Regions from separate parts of the Homo sapiens genome. Here region 1 is linked to region 2. The links are chromatin loops, found by intact Hi-C in ENCODE. Cell type or tissue: thyroid gland. All regions are shown on one strand. Links, peaks and the distances in the headings refer to the core of each region. The heading gives the core; the rest is flanking DNA.

The links. A loop is a pair of places that touch in the nucleus more often than their neighbours do. Peaks named below come from ENCODE experiments on the same cell type or tissue, not always from the same donor. Only the 100,000 strongest peaks of a DNase experiment are listed, where the experiment ranks them.
Region 1: a loop joins it to region 2, with 4 times the contacts of the local background. A loop is called at or near these places in 7 of 110 quality-filtered maps.

Annotation. Positions count from the first base shown.
Region 1 is chr11:18,113,538-18,117,933 of GRCh38, forward strand. It overlaps the pseudogene SAA3P. Among named protein-coding and RNA genes, the nearest start is that of SAAL1, 9.7 kb to the left of the region's middle. In thyroid gland, for the core only: a CTCF peak has its summit at 2,143 (motif pointing right); a DNase peak (open chromatin) is centred at 2,144.
Region 2 is chr11:17,729,038-17,733,433 of GRCh38, forward strand. No RefSeq gene overlaps it. Among named protein-coding and RNA genes, the nearest start is that of KCNC1, 3.5 kb to the right of the region's middle. In thyroid gland, for the core only: a CTCF peak has its summit at 2,180 (motif pointing right); a DNase peak (open chromatin) is centred at 2,214.

The DNA of each region.
Region 1 (4,396 bases), core at 207-4,206, 380 kb after region 2:
GTGATGCACCTAAAGAAGAGATGAAATGGTCCTTAAGGGATGTTTCATTGTACAATGAACTTCTACCTGGAAGGACCCAGGGAACCCTCAGTTCCCTGGTGTGAGAACACAGGGGATTCTGAGGGAGGCTGCAGACATATGGCGCTCCTAACCTAGTCAATGAGAGAAATTCATGCCTGTAGGTAGAGTGAGGACAACTTGGTCCTGAATACATCTGAATGTCCAGGCTATAATTAGAAACTGACATCTGTCAGAATTCAGTCAGCAAGTGATAAAGGTGAGTTACCTAAGAAAGCTTTATACTACTGGGTAATCAAATTCAGAAAAAGGACAACTGACCCACTAGTTCAGAACCTCAATGTCCTCCCCAATGAAATGGAGGAGTATTGCCTGCCTCACAGTGATTATGCAGAAGAGCAGAGAAAATACATGTATGATGTCTAGAACATTGTAGGTGGCCAATATATTATCATTTCACTTCTCTGGTCCTTAGGAAAGGTGGCATAAGAAAAAAGAAGGGCTAAACTAAGATGAGGAGCAGGGAGTTACGGACTGAAGGGATCTGATCAAGCTAGAATTAAGTGACGAAGATTTTTTAGAAAATTAACTGATTACGGAAAAGGGGGAACTCAAATATAGAGTTATAATCATGGTTTATATAATTTCTCTATTAGATAACTCATCTTCATTTTATGCATTTATTACTCCTGGTGTTAAATTGATTGCTTTTATTGAGAGTTTATGACATTTTTACTCTACTTATTCCTCTGAGTTACTGACTTAAATGGCTCCTTGATGTTCAGATTGGCTTAATAAGTACTTCCAAAATTCCTGGCACATTTTATCACTTTCAGCAGCAAAACAAGAGGTAGTGGTTCTCAACCTTTGCTGTGCATAAAAATCTACCGAGGTGCTTAGCAAAGGCAAGATTTCTAGGCTCTGTCCCAAGAGACTGTGGCTGCTGGGGGCAGGGGGTAGGGTATGGACCCGGGAATCTTCATTTCATTTCACAAAGCATCCCAGAATCCAGGTGATTCTCACGCAAGTGGTCCCAGAACAACCCTTTGAAAAATATTAACCTAAGGAATGAAAGATATTTGTAGTTGAGTGTGTGAACATGTAAATAGGATTAAAAGCAAATCCTTAAAACCATTTTTCAGAGACTCAGAAAAATAATAATACCTGAAATTTAAAATACTGCATTCTGAAAACAAAATTTTGCCACTTTATTATGGCTAGTGGGGTATATTTCTCCCTCTCTCTCTCTCTCTGTCTCTCTAGATGGAGTCTTGCTCTGTCTCCTAGGCTGGAGTGCAGTGGTGTGATCACAGCTCACTGCAACCTCTGCCTCCTGAGTTCAAGCAATTCTTCTCCCTCAGCCTCCCGAGAGGCTGGGATTATAGGCGCATGCCACCACACCCGGCTAATTTCTGTATTTTTAGTAGAGACAGGATTTCGCCATGTTGGCCAGGCTGGTCTCGAACTCTTGACCTCAGGTGATCTGCCCACCTCAGCCTCCCAAAGTGCTGGGATTACAGGTGTGAGCCACTGTGCCCAGCCCTCGGGGTATATTTCTCTTGCTAGCAGTTTCCTGGCCATATATAAGCCCCAGTAGAACCACCATCAAGGTAATTCACTGTAGGTTTTACTGGGATAAGTGGAGCTAGACTTACCTTCCAAAGGCACCACATCCTATTTGCCATTTCTTAGATAAAGGATGAGCTATGTGTTCACAAATCCGAAACTCTTGTTTTGAAAGCAGCAGAGTACCTTGATTAAGAGCAAGTTCTGCAGAGCAAGACTGCCTGGGTTAATCCTGCTCTGCTTTGGAACTTCTTTACGTATCTTGGGGTTTGTGTGTGTGTGTGTGTGTGTGTGTGTGTTAGTGTGTGTGTGTGTGTGTGTGTGTTAGCTTCTCTGTTAAGGGATAATGCTGCTTGCATCATAGGACTAAATGATGGAAACCAATTCATTAGTACATTTAAACAGTGCCTAGTACGTATTAAAATCTCAGCTAAGCTTGGTTGTTTTTATGGGGACGGTTGGCTCCGTTCAGCTTCCCCATGGACTCGCCTCACACTTTTGATCCACCTGCTTCCTGGCTTCCCAGGAGACATAGACATGAACTGTCCCAGATTTCCCACTAGGGGGCAGTAGAGCCCCACCGGTATTATGGGAACATGCACCCCTCAACTCCACATCTCTCTCATGGTCCTGCTGAAAAGAGGCAGCTCACACCTTATGCGACCTCGGCTGGAGGATCCTCATAGAAGAGTGTCAAAGCTGTCCAGAAAAGCATGAGGAACCACGCTTATGAAAAACCATGCCCCTTCTCTATCCATCTGTGGCATCACTAGCACCTTTGCCCAGTGGGGATGTGGCCTCTGCTCAGCTGCATCCTGGGGGCAGCCAGAAGCAGCCTCCTGCCCCCTATCCTGTGGACCTCACCTTGGCCAGCTGCCTTGAGGAATGTTAACCATCCTTGGCTGCTGACACCCAGGACCAGGGAGCAGAAAATGATGCCAGTGGAGAGCTTCATCCTGCTGCAGGGCCAAGGAAACACAACCAAGGATAATACACATTCTGTTTCAAGTTTTTATTTTTTGTAATGTTAGTCCATTCTTTCATTCCAAGAAAAAAACCCACTCGGTTTTACACACGCACACACACACACACACACACACACACAGGTGTATGTGTATAGATAAAAGATAGAAGGTCAGAGGGTCTACGTCTCCATTTCCATTTGTCTCATTGGAATCCCAGTATCTGACAGAAGAGGAGCAGTGACCCAGGATAAAGCAAATAGACAAAAGTCACACCATGTTTGAGAATCATTATTTTAGATTAGAGCCTGCCAAAATTAGGAATTATGCCTCTTTCTGGGTTCTGAGCATATTTTAGGCACAGTAAAATGAAAGTTATAAGGCAGATAGCTGTCAGAGGATTTCCCTGTCCCTTTGGTTCTTATCTAAGGCAATGCTAAGCAACATTTGAATATTCCCTACACAACTTCCATTCCTTGGAAAAGGTGGGATTCCCTGTGGTCAGTGTAGTATCTGAGCTGGCGTGGCTCACTTGGTCCCAGGAGTAGACAGTAGAAGAGGGGGAAGAGGAGGGGAGTTGTCAACCATCCACAGCCACTGGTCATGGTGTACTTGGAGGAGCTGCTTCATAAAGCAGGGCATGTGATGTCCAGACCTCCTTTTTCCTACTCTTCTTCAGGCAGAAATTGAGGGCCAATGATCACATCCTGTCACAATTATTTTACTCCCTTTGGAACCATTCAATGCTGGAAATCTACTTTCTCGTTTTATTCAAGTCATTCTCTTCTTTGATAGAAGTTGATATGGTTTGGATCTGTGTCCCCACCCAAATTTCATGTTCAATTGTAATTCCCAATGTTGGGAGTGGAGCCTAGAGGGCGGTGATTGAATCAGGAAGGCTGTTTCTCATGAAAGGTTTAACAGCATCCCCCTTGGTACTGTCGTCGTGATAGTGAGTGAATTCTTTTGAGATCTGGTTATTTAAAAGTGTGCAGTACCTCCCCCCTCACTCTCTTTTGTCCTTGCTCCCACCATATGAGATGCCTCACTCCCGCTCTGCCTTTGCCATATTGAAAGTTTCCTGAGGCTTCCCCAGAAGCAGAAGCCACTATGCTTCCTGTACAGACTAAAGAACCATGAACCAATATAACCTCTTTTCTTTATAAAGTACCCAGTTTCAGTCATTTCTTTATGGCAGTATGAGAACGGACTAATACAGAAGTATTAGAAAGCAAGTGGCGTGGAGACACTGGCTCATGCTTATAATACCAGCACTTTGGGAGGCTGAGGCAGAAGGATCACTCGAGGCCAGGAACTCAAGACCAACCTGGGAAACATAGCAAGACCCCATCTCCACTATATATCTGTATATATATTTTTTAAATTAGCGGGGTGTGGTAGTATGCACCTGTGGTCCCAGCTACTCAGGAGGCTGAGGCAGGAGGACTGCTTGAGCCCAGGAGTTGGAGGCTATGGTGAGCCATAATCACACCACTGCACTCTAGCCTGGGTGACAAAGTGACACACTGACTCACAGGAAAAAGAGCAAGAAAGCGAGTATGATTTCTAGATACCAAGAGGAACTCCTCACAGGGACTTTGACAAGCCTTGCCTGTTTTCTTCCTTTGTTACTTAATGTATTCTGCCTTCCGGGAAGGTACACGCAGTTTCTTATGGTGCCAAGCTGAGAATAATAGACAATAACGGCAGTCAGTTCTTTTCACTTGTTTCTCCTGAAAAAGAAAGATTTCCTGTCATGATATCAGAGTCCCCAGGCCTTAAAGGGATTTTCCAACAGTCTCTTACAAGTGACTACGTGTGCTGGTTTGCATGAGATCAGTGTCTATTGT
Region 2 (4,396 bases), core at 235-4,234:
TTTTTGCTTATGGTTTTGACATCACATCTAAGAAACGATTACTTACTTCAAGTTCTTCTAAGAGTTATATGACTTTGGCCCTAACATTTAGGAATTTGGTCCATTTAAAATTTTTAATATGGTGTAAGTATGGGATCCAAATTCATTCTTTTGCGTATGAATATATAGTTGTTTCAGCATCATTTATTGAAATGACGATTCTTTCTCCATTGAATTGTCTTGGCACTCTTGTCAAAAATTAATTGACCATAAATATATGAGTTTATTTCTGTACTCTCAATTCTATTCCATTGATCTATCTATCTATCCTTATGCCAATACCACACAGTCTTGATTATTGTAGTGTGGTAGTTAGTTTTGAAATTGGGAAGCGTGAGTCCTCCAGCTTTACTCTCCTTCTTCAATACTGTTGTGAGTTTTCTGGGTCCCTTGCATTTCATAATGTATCTTTAAGTAGTCCTGTCCAGGAGGTGTTTTCAGTAGCTACTAACTGTGCCTGGTACTACCCGGGACCTATAAATTGGCATAGAAATGTAAAGCAGGGTCTTGTTAGTACACAGAAAAAAATAGTTATATTGGAGGGAAGGTGATGATTTTTTAATTTCCAGTCATCTTCGATGTAGCTTATGTAAAATAAATGTATTAACTAAATATTATTCTGTAATTGCAAAAAAAGTTGCATCTGTTTTTGTTGGCATACTGAATGCTTCCAAATAAATGTAACTTATTTTAAATCATTATATAGGTGTGCCGTGCAGTTAATAAAAATATGAAGCTTTTTTCTGTATTTTTAAATATTTGTAGTATATGTCAGCTTCTTAAAATTTATATTTGGTCTTGAGTCCTTTTCTAAGTCTAAATAAATATTCACTTTTGTATCCAACTTTGTATTCTTTTTTGCTTTCTTTTTTTAAAAGAGTGACCCCCAAAACTTCCAGGCTTCAGGCCCTACACACCCTGGACCCACCTCTGCATACTGACCATGCTCACCTGCAGGCTGACACATCCACAGGTGTACATACAAGAGAACTTGCCAGGCTCTCCCTATCAGAGGAGCCGCAGAGGGAAGACCTTTAGGGTAGCCACGAGTCTCCAGCTGCTTCTGGGAGGAGAACTCAGTGTCCTCTGCACAGTCCTGCTGTGAACATGCTTGCAGGAGGGCCTGTACCCACCCAGCCTCCTTACATATATGCACACCTGACCATGTTCACCACAGCCATCATCTCATCTCACACTTCCGCACCTCCCTCCCACAGCCTGCAGGGAGAGGCATCCAGGCCCAGGGAGGGCTAATGCTCTGTCCCCAGGGCCACACTGACACCCTAAGGGACATTGCTGAAGGATGGTAGGAGTCCATGAGGGGGAGGGGGTGTAAGGGCTGGTCACAGAGGGATGAGAAGTGGGCTAGGGAGCCCGAGGGAAGGGAGAAAAGGGAAGAAGAGGAAATGAGGTACCATGTCATTTAATCCTTACCAGACATTGGTCCCTTTATGGATAATGAGGAAATAGAAGCCTAGAGAGGGAATGGGACTAGTTGACGCAGCTAGTGAATAGCAAAAATGGGATTTGTAACCAAGTCTGTCTACATCAGTGGTTCTCTCAACCGGAAGAAATTTTACCTCCCAGGGTACATTTGGCAGTGTCTGTAGACCTTTTTGGTGATCACTGCTAGGGAAGAGGCTTCTACCGACACCTAGTGGACAGAGGCCTGCTAAATATCCTGCAATGCACAGTACAGCACCCGGCCCCAACCCTGGCAAAGGATTACATCTGAGCCAAGATGTCAACAGTGCAGAAGTTGAGAAACCCTGGTCTAGACACCTTCCAAGAGTATTCTTCACCTTGGCCCCTTTCTGGACTTCCCATGGCCTAAGCCATGTTGGTGCCCCTGCCCCAGAGTTTCCAAGAAGGAACAGCTAGCTGTATACCTCGCTGCAGCTCAGCCCAGGTTACCAGGGTCACTGCTCAACCTACAGATCTGTGGCCAAGGTCGCCAATTTCCCACTACGGCATCTCTGGATTCAATCTTCCCTGACCATTGGAGGCAGGCGGTATGGTCTAGGGAGGGGATGTCTGCCACCCCCACGGCTTACCATCAGAGCAGGGTTACTATCCTCAAAGCCTTCTCGGTCAATACCCAGCTTAGGTTAGTTCCCAGCCATGGCCACAAGATGGCACCCCAGCCCACCAGGAGGGCTGAGGCTCTGGGCCTGGGAGAGCAGCATGGAGGATGTGCCAACCTGGACAAAAGCCTAGGGGCTGGACTTGGGCCAGTTCCAGAGCTTAGCAGGACCAGATCTAAGGCCTGCAAGTGCCAGGTGGGAAAACATAGGCCAAACTTGGCTTCAGAACTCCCTTCACCTTTTTTTTAGTCCACTCCCAACACCAGCTTATATTCTAGCCTTTCCTACATGAAGCTTACTGAAGCCCAGCAATCCCTCCTTGGGCCTAAACAAGAGAAATTCTAGAACTTAGATGTTAAGGATACAGGAGTTATTATTATTATTTCAATACAACAGTAAAAGCAAAAAACGAGGCACAGAGAAGTTGAGTAACTTGCCCAAGGTCACAGCTAGTCAGTACTGGAGCTGGGATTTGAATCCAGGCAGTCTGGTTTTAAAGTCTGTGCTCTTAGCCACTGAACATACCACACCACAACTGCTCCCACCCCCACCAGCCCCAGCTACCAAAGACCCTCTGGCACCAGACCACAAGCTTTCTTCTGCAAGGGAGGGGCAAATGGCTGCGAATAGGAGGTGCTGCTCCAAAGTGGAAAAGGAGTGAGGTTTTCAGTCTAGCTGGGGGTCTGTCGTTAGTGTTTGCGAGTGAGAAGCTAGGGAATGGTTAGTCATTCTTCCTCCTATTTCCCCCCAAAACCCTCTGTTTCTCTGTTTTCTGGTTTTTGGTTTTTGTTGATTTCTTCTGTGTTGCCCTCTTGGTTTTCCTAGGCTGTTTGCAAATGCTAGCATTCTCGCAGTGTGAAGGGGAAGTGAGAGAAGAAAGTTTGATGTCCTGTTCAGGATCCACAAGGGAGGCCATTCTTTGGGGCCTGGGCTGGGGGTGTGTCATCAGGGATCAAAGTGAGAATCCTAAAGTGGAACAGTGTGGGGCACATTGGGAACAGCTACCCTCTCCTGCTGGGGAGGCTCCTGTGTCTGAGTTTTCTCTGCTTACCTCTTGGGGGATTTTAGGGTGTAATGGGCTTTAGGGTGCAATGAATACCCTTTCACATTCCTTCTGCCTCCAACCCTGGCCTACCTCCCTCTTTCTAACACATCGTCCAGAGCCCCTAATCACCCAACCTTCTGCCTACCAGGAGCCCCTTGTTTCTCTCTGTCTCTCTGTGCCCCCTCCCCAACTGCCTGGGTCACACTGCAGCCCCCTATTAGGACTCGCCATGGCGTAGTGATGGGGCCCTGCACTGATTCCCTAAAAAACCCTGGGTAAGTCCCTCCTCCTGACTTGGTCTCCATTAGGTGTTCCAGACTCCCACAGTCTCTGCCACTTGGGTTCTAGGATCCCAGCCTCTCTCCTAGCCTTTCTCAAATCATCTGGACCTTAGTGAGGATCTACTGTATTCTGGGCACTCTGGAGGGAAGCAAACAAGAAGCCCTGGAGGAGCTGATGGTCCTTTTATGGAGATCAGATGAGCTATGGAGAAGATCAGGAGCCATACTCTGATCCCGTGTGGTTCTGCAGGTGAAGAGAGAGGTGAAGTCCTGGAACCCTATGGCTAGTAGAATCCCAGAAGATTCTTGGGTGAGAAGAGGGGCTGGACATCTGGGTAGAAAGAAAGGAAGGTTTGGAGAGGCTGCTTTCTTGTCTCTCCCCATCTTGATTTCTCCCAGCTGTGTGTGTGTGTGTGTGTGTGTGTGTGTGTGTGTGTGTGTGTGTGTGTATGTGTCTGCCTCTGTGTCCACCTTTTTCTCTTCCTTCTGGATTCTCCATTTCTATTTCATCTTCTACCAATGTTGGGACAGAATTTCCTGAGAACCCATGTCCCGGGGATCTGAATATGGGCCAGGATGGGCCACACCAGGCCGGGCCACACCAGGCCAGGCTTCCTTGTGGTTAGGAGATGGGGACTCACACTGGTCAGGGTGAAAGGGACACTCAAAATCACTCTCATCCCTGCATTACTCTGAGATTGAAGGGGAAACAGCTCCTATTTAGAGGAATCACACAGATCAATATCTGGAGGGAGGAGGTGCCATGCAGGCCCCAAAATCCAACCCTCTCTTTGTCTCTGCCCAACTCTGCCCATTTCTGACTTAATTTAGCCTCTCTGTCTCTCCCCTTGTCCTATTCCCATCTGTCAATCCTTGCCCTGCCCCTCTCCACCCCTTCAAGCCTTTTACCCACCACACACAGATTTTCCTGTGGCTAGATTGGGATT